Linked DNA regions of Homo sapiens: region 1 is linked to region 2. A link is an interaction called in ENCODE POLR2A ChIA-PET data of the cell type or tissue named here. Cell type or tissue: CD4-positive, alpha-beta T cell. All regions are shown on one strand.

The links. ChIA-PET counts read pairs that join two places held together with the same protein. Peaks named below come from ENCODE experiments on the same cell type or tissue, not always from the same donor. Only the 100,000 strongest peaks of a DNase experiment are listed, where the experiment ranks them.
Region 1: POLR2A ChIA-PET joins it to region 2 with 6 read pairs; 2 of 35 experiments call an interaction of 5 or more read pairs at or near these places.

The regions. Positions count from the first base shown.
Region 1 is chr6:118,523,380-118,527,379 of GRCh38, reverse strand. CEP85L (centrosomal protein 85L) reads left to right here. Exons shown (of 13, transcript NM_001042475.3): 4 at 3,460-3,578. Among named protein-coding and RNA genes, the nearest start is that of PLN, 23 kb to the left of the region's middle. In CD4-positive, alpha-beta T cell, no CTCF peak of the experiment used is centred here; a DNase peak (open chromatin) is centred at 2,489.
Region 2 is chr6:118,822,564-118,826,563 of GRCh38, reverse strand. MCM9 (minichromosome maintenance 9 homologous recombination repair factor) reads left to right here. Exons shown (of 14, transcript NM_017696.3): 13 at 272-417. Among named protein-coding and RNA genes, the nearest start is that of ASF1A, 70 kb to the left of the region's middle. In CD4-positive, alpha-beta T cell, no CTCF peak of the experiment used is centred here; no DNase peak of the experiment used is centred here.

The DNA of each region.
Region 1 (4,000 bases), 300 kb after region 2:
TGGGTTCTTGGCTTTGTGCGGGAAGGAAAACAGCGAGCCGACAGTACAGGGAAAGCACGTTTGTTAAGAAAGTAGAGCCGGACGCGGTGGCTCATGCCTGTAATCCCAGCACTTTGGGAAGCCGAATCGGGCAGATCACCTGAAGTTGGGAGTTTAAGACCAGCCTGACCAACATGGAGAAACCTCCGTCTCTACTAAAAATACAAAATTAGCTGGGCATGGTTCTACAGCCAGCTACTCAGGAGGGCGAGGCAGGAGAATCGCTTGAACCCAGGAGGCAGAGGTTGCGGTGAGCTCTATCGCGCCATCGCACTCCAGCCTGGGCAACAAGAGTGAGACTGCGTCTCAATTAAAAAAAAAAAAAAAAAAAAAAAAAAGAAAAAGTAAAGGAATGAAACAGTGGCTGCGCCACAGGCAGAGCAGCCCTGAGGGTTGCTGGTTGGCTATTTTTATGGCTGTTTCTTGATCATATGCTAAACAAGAGGTGGATTATTCATGAATTTTCCAGGAAAGTGGCAAGGAATTCCCAGAATTCTCCTTCACCTTTCAGACCATATAGGGTGACTTAAGGATTTTGCCATGGCCTTTGTAAACTATGTTATGGCACTGGTGGGAGTTTACTTTAGTATTCTAATGTATTATGATTAGCATATAATGAGAAGTAAAGATGACCAGAGGTCGCTTTCATGGCTGTCTTGGTTTTGGCAAGTTTTGGCCAGCTTTTTTACCCCATCCTATTTTATAAGCCAGGTCTTTGTGACCTGTATCTTGTGAAACCAGTTCTGCTGCAAACCTGTCTCAATAGTAGAAGCAGTGGAATAATGTGGTCCTTAAGATCAGGTGCTCCTTTGTTGGGCTGCCTGGGTTTGAATGTTAGCTCTGCCAATTAAGTATAAATAAGATTGTAGGTAGTGTTTAACTGGGAAGATTTTGCGGGACTGACTTGTACAAGAACTAGCTAATCAGAAAGGATGCCTATTTATGGATGGAGCGGGGTCCTGAAGGTCACTTGTGCTGGGGAGTAACTGTGTTATTTGTTGGATCATGGGGCATTCTGGAGAGTGGCCTGGACAGTGAAAGAGACAGTCCGCACAGTGGTGTAAACAGCAGTTAGTTACCAACCACAGTGAAACTACTTCAGTATTCTAACAGCTAACATTATCTGTACTGATGCATACTGGCTGAATATCAGCCCTTATTGTATATTAGGCAAGGGAGAGAATGAAATTCAGAGGCAGATGTCTAACCTGCCCCTGTAACACTATGTGTCACTTTTGAAATATCTTCCCATCTGACAAAAGTATGTGCCTTCTTTTCAACTGATCTCTATCCTTAGTCTGTTCATCCTATCCTGTCTCCTGCATGAAACATCCCATCCTAATATTACTTGACAGTCATCTCAAAGAGTTAATCTGTGACTGGTTGATGTTATGCAATTACTGGTTTATTTTGAAGGTCTTATTAATAGCATTTTTGGAAAGTAAAGGATAAAAATATCACTACACATTTGAATTCTCTTGAAGTTGCTTTGTGGTGTTTATACATCTTTTGGCTTGCCAAAGAACTGTGTTCCTATTTGATTTACCAGTTATACTAGGTTCCTAGAGATGATATAACAGAGTATCACAAATGAGCTAGCTTAAACACCAGAAATTGTCTCACAGTTCTGGAAGTTGAAAGTTAGAAATCAAGGTGTTGGCAGAGTTGGTTCCTTTGGATGACTGTGAAGCAGAATTTGTCCCATGCCTCTCTCCTAGCTTTTGGTCTTTGGCTTTCCTTGTCTTGTAGATGTGTCATTCCAATCTCTACTTTGATATTCACATGGCATTGTCTCTGTGTCTCTTCACATAGTCTTCCTTGTGTACGTAGGTCCAAAATTTCCCCTTTCTTTAGGGACACCAAACATTGAATTAGGCCTTACCTTAAGGAGCTCATCTTAGCTTGACTCATCTGCAAAGACCCTATTTCCAAATAAGATCACTTTCTGAAGTTACAAGAGGTTAGGACTTCAACTTATCTTTTTAAGGAATACAGTCAAACCTATAACACCAATATTTTTAAATGTTTGCTGCTTTTTCAACGGAAGAAATATAAGGATATCTGCCATGTTAGTTTCTACCGTTGGTTTATTTAAATATCTGAAACCTTTCTTACATTCTAAGCAATTTTTTCTAAGTGATATATTTCATCCAAATTATCTACTTAGTAGATGGTTATATATTTTCCATTTTCTATGGATATACTTACTACTGTTGTAGAAAAAAATTGGGTTCTTGTCACACGACCAGGGAGGATTAGGCATGCAGACACCTTGAAGGGTGATTGGAAAGGAATTTATTGGGTGAAAAGGAAAAAAGAAACAGACAAACAAACAATCATCAAAGCAAGATAGAGCCCTGCTAACAGGTCCTCCACCTCACAGATTGATTTCCAGGTCACCAGGTGAGCTGAAGAGAGCAGGCTCCTCCCCCGCATAAGGCAGGAATTCCCCATGGCTCCACCCATTTCCCCCAGAACGCATGCTGGGCTCCAGTCAGCTATGGGCATGCCCACATGAGCCCTGGGCAGGTTTCCTCATCTGCACAGAAGCATCTGCACACTTGTGGAGTGGGTCAGAGATTCTCCAAGGACCCCTTTTTATCTGCCTAGGCATTTGGTTGTCTCACTACTGAGTGAAAATATTTGTGATTTTGAAATTCTAATGTAACTAAATGATGATGTGATGCATGTCAACTTGAAGTCTGAATACTACAGATACTGCTTTTATTTTCTTGTGGAAAATCTCCTGCTAATGTTTGTCTAGTTAAGCCATGGCACATTCCTACATTGTATTACTCCCTTAATGATTAATCTCATTTCCAGAAAACTTCCACTTCCACTTCCACAAGGTAATGGGAATAAGATCTTATATGGTTTTGTTTGTTTGTTTGTTTGTTTAGACAGAGTCTTGCTCTGTCACCCAGGCTAGAGTGCAGTGGCGTGATCTCGGCTCACTGCAAGCTCCGCCTCCCGGGTTCACGCCATTCTTCTGCCTCAGCCTCCCGAGTAGCTGGGACTACAGGCGCCTGCCACCACGCCTGGCTAATTTTTTGTATTTTTAGTAGAGATGGGGTTTCACCGTATTAGCCAGGATGGTGGTGATCTCCTGACCTCGGCCTCCCAAAGTGCTGGGATTACAGGCGTGAGCCACCGCGCCTGGCCAAGATCTTATATAGTTTTATAATTTGCCAGGATAAACGTTCTGTTGTCATTAATTCTTCATTAGATGTATACATTTCCTTTAGAACTTCCTTGAAATTGTCCAAGTTATGTTGTATTCATAGTGTGATTTCCGAAAGTATTAAAAAATCAAAGAGGGAGTTCTTTTTTTTTAATATAAATCTTTGGGAAAATATGATAATATATAAATATTTTCTTTAAATATTTTAGTATACTAATTGTGTAAACATGTTTCTGCAGGTTTTGACTGGATCATCTCGTCAAAGTTATTCACCTGGCTATCAGGATTTCAGTAAGTGGGAATCAATGTTGAAAATAAAAGAAGGACTTCTAAGGCAGAAAGAAATTGTAATCGATCGGTGAGTCTATTTTAAATTATTAAATATTTCAGGCCTACAGAAATTTAGATTAATGAAACAATTAACTTTATGTCCACTACATAGAATTTAAGATCTAGAACCTTACAGATTCATTGATGTCACATCTCTGCCCCTCCTCAATCCCAATCCTTTAAAGAAGTACTGTTAGAACTGATGGTTTATCTGTCTGATTTCTGTCATCCCTCCTATTCATTTTAGTGAATTATTTCATTATTTGGAAGCTCCATTCTGTCTTTTCTGTACGTGTAGCGGGTTAGCTGCAATGCTAATCAGCTATTAGAGCTACAAGATAATGTCTTCGTGTTTTAACCCTTGAGAACTATCCAGTTGGAAAGCTAATTTAAAGCAGTCATTTCCTTTAATGTATGCTAGGTCTGAAGCCACAGAAACTACAAAAATGA
Region 2 (4,000 bases):
AAGTAGTGCGCTTCGATCGTTTTTTTCCTCAACACACCTGAGAGATGTTCATAGCCCACCAGTGACAGTATAGCTTCCTAGAGCAATGATTGCCACCAAGAACTGGGGGAGTGAACTATAGAAAGTTGAAAAAGCCTCCCAAGTGATTTTCATACCCAGTATAGGGGTGTAAACGGCGGTCTTAGCCCCCGGGGATTGCTGGTCCCTAGAGTGTACTTACCGCTATGCAGGCTGGCCTGGTGACTCTCCTGGTATTTTCTCACCCCTTCAGGGAGGTGCACTGCTAGGAGGTGTGAATGCCCTCCACACTTCCTTTCCTGAAAACCCTGGAGAGCAGTACCAGAGACAGTGTGAACTTATTCTGGAAAAGCTAGAGCTGCAGAGCCTCTTGAGTGAAGAGCTTAGAAGACTTGAAAGGTGAGGAATGAAAACCCAGAAAGGCATACAATGGAAAATCCTTGTTTGGCATTTAGTGAAACAAAGCAAGTGTGCATTAAGTGGAAAAATCTATCTATCAGGTGTTGGGTCAGTAAGTTCTTAGGACAGGCAGATACTATCTATAGGAGACTGTTTCAGTTTTCTACTGCTGTATAATCAACTGCTCCAAAACTCAGTGACTGCGAACACCACCCCCACCAGCATTTTAGTGTTCACTTTTCTGGGTATCAGACATTCAGGCAGGCTCGGTGGGGATAGCTTGTCTTTGCTCCACATTGTGTTGGCTGAGATAACAACTCAGCAATGACAGAAGCAACATTTCAAAACTTACCTTTCTAATGACTCATTAAAATGTGAATAATAGACAAGGAGGATACATGGGAAGAAACATGTCACATGCCTTAGTGTGAATGTGGACTCTACCAAAAAAATTTTGCCCAAACTATTAATGTTCGCATACTCCCGAAATATGTGGACTTCTAAAAACCTAGGTTTTGCGTGTAAGCCTGAGAAATAGGAGTGAGGAATGGCAAGTTTATCCATTTTTGGTGTCTTCATGATCAGTGTGAATGGCTTAATAATTGACCTGCAGCTCTTACTGGTGTTGGTCTCAAAGCCGGGGTCTGGTGAATGAAGTACATGAAAAAGTGGAACAGCTGCAAAGAATTTGGGGACCACATTGAGACTGTTGACTACGTTAAAAAAAAATCCTTGAGAATTCTTCCTTCTCACAGCATCCTTCTCTTTCTAGTTTTTGAAACTTCAGCACAGCCTTCCTGGGGAAGTGCGGGGATGGGCATTATCCTGTTAATAGCCAGGTGCCAGACTGCAGTAAACTTGCACTTTGTATAAAATTCGCCCCTCTTTCTTTTGGTCTCCTGGCTCATTTTATGATCCAGAACATGGTGCCAAGATCAAAGTTATTCCTTTGGGTTGTTTATGATTTGATGTAGCTGATTCTTTTCAAGCCGCTCCTGGGCTTGGCTTTGCTTTTGGAGAGGCTGCTCATTTTGACTGATCCAAGCTACCAGAAACTGACATATGCTGGATTCGGGAAAGGAGAAAAAGTGAGGCCCAGAATCATTGTTATGAATTAGAAAGATGGCAATTAGACTTCCCAAATTTAAAATGACCCTCCTGGAGGGAAAGAAAGGAAAAACGAAAGAGTATTTGACAATCTAAAAGACAGGATTCTACCTTAAAATGTTTTTTTCTACTGGTATTTATTTATAATGTAGAGGCATGTTCTGGTGTTGATCCTCCTGAAAGCAACAAAACCAGGTACTATGCAAATGAAAGTGAATTACCTCCAAGGCACAATCTAATGCTAATCTTATCAAGTGAGAAAAAACCCAACCAGCATATGAGTTTTTACTGTTTTGGAAAGAGTTCTCTGTTCCTTAAGGAGATAATTATAATGAAACCATTTATAGTTTTATCATGCTTTACTTCCAGAAAATGCTTTATACTGGTGACAGTCTGACTCGGCCATTCTATGTGCCTCAAAACAGAGTGCAGGCGGGGCACGGTGGCTCACACCTGTAATCCCAGCACTTTGTGAGGCCAAGGTGGGCAGATCACTTGAGGTCAGGAGTTCAAGACCAGCCTGGCCAACATGGTGAAACACTGTCTCTACTAAAAATACAAAAATTAGCTGGGTGTGTTGGCGGGCGCCTGTAATTCCAGCTACTCGGGAGGCTGAGGCAGGAGAATTGCCTGAACCCAAGAGGTGGAGGTTGCAGTGAGCCAAGATTGAGTGAAACTCCATCTGAAAAAAAAAGAAAGACTAAAATAATAGGGCTTAGTCTACCCTAACTTATTCTCATCTTTTAGGAGATTTTTGCAGAACTTTAACAATTATCAGTATCCCTGACCTCAATTTGATGCTGAAAAGTATGCTAGGTAGTAGTAATTTTGAAAGCTATTTGCTTTTTTGTTTGGTTGTAACTCAAATTAGTAAAAATGAACATGGGTTTGCCCCGGGGGGCAGAGGTTTCAGTGAGCCGTGATCGTGCCACTGCACTCCAGCCTGGGTGACAGAGAGAGACTCTGTCTAAAAAAAAAAAAAAAAAAAAAAAAAAAAAAAAAAAGGTGGGTTTGCTTATTGATATTTTCAAACCTACTGTGAATGAATGTAACCCAATATGTTTACAATAATTTTGGGGGCTTTTTTTCTGATTATAAAGGTAATGCATGTTTTTATTTTGTATTTTTAAAAGTAGCAGTGATGAATTAATTAGAAAACAAAAAAATCACATGTAGTCTTATTTCCCAGAGATATATACCATTAACATTTTAATGTATTTAAATATATTTAAATATAAGGTATTTCCTTATATTTTCTATGATTATACATGAATTTTAGAATAACTTACTCATCTGCTTTCTGGTATAATATCTTTTCAAAGTAAGCACGTAGAAGAGGGATCATATTGTACTTTATAAGAAAAAGGCATTTCTAGGTTGTCAGGAAAGGCTTTCTAAAGGACCTACTTCTAGGGAACTACAATCCTTATTAGGAAGTCATCCTCCCTCATGACCAAAGGGAAATTTGAAATGAAAATATGAGATCTGGCAAGATGGCCAAATAGGAACAGCTGTGGTCTGCAGCTCCCAGCAAGACCAATGCAGAAGGCAGGTGATTTCTGCGTTTCCAGCTGAGGTACCCAGTTCATCGCATTGGGACTACTGGTTAGGCAGTGGGTGCAGCCCACAGAAGGTGAGCAGAAGCAGGGTGGGGCATCACCTCACCCTGGACTTACAAGGACCCGGAGGACTTCCCTCCCCCAGCCAAGGAAAGCAGTGAGGGACTGTGCTACCTGGCCTGGATACTACGCTTTTCCCATGGTTTTTGCAATCCACGGATCAGAAGATTCCCTCATGAGCCTACACCACCAGGGCCCTGGGTTTCAAGCACAAAACTGGGTGGCAATTTGGGCAGACACTGAGCTAGCTTCAGGAGTTTTTTTTCATACCCCAGTGGCACCTGGAACCCCAGCGAGACAGAACCATTCACTCCCCTGGAAAGGGGGCTGATGGCAGGGAGCTGAATGGTCTCAGTGGGTCCCACTCCCATGGAGTCTAGCAAGCCAAGAACCACTGGCTTGAAATTCTTGCTGCCAGCACACCATTCTGAAGTCGACTTGGGATGATCGAGCTTGTAGGGGGAGGAGTGTCCCCCGTTACTGAGGCTTGAGTAGGCGGTTTTCCTCTGACAGTGCTAAGGAGGCCAGGAGGTTTGGACTGGGTGGAATCCACCACAGTGTGGCGAATTGGCTGTGGCCAGATACCTTCTCTAGATTCCTCTTCACTGGGCAGGGCATCTCTGAAAGAAAGGAGCCCCAGTCAGGGGCTTGCAGATAAAACTCCCTGGGACAGAGCACCTGGGGGAAGGGGAAGCTGTGGGTGTTGCTTCAGCAGACTAAAACTTTCCTGCCTGCCAGCTCTGAAGAGAGCAGCTGATCCTAACTAGGAGGATTCTAGCAGCACACTCTGCTAAGGGACAGACTGCTTCCTCAGGTTGGTCCCTGACCCCTGTGCCTCCTGACTGAGAGAGACCACC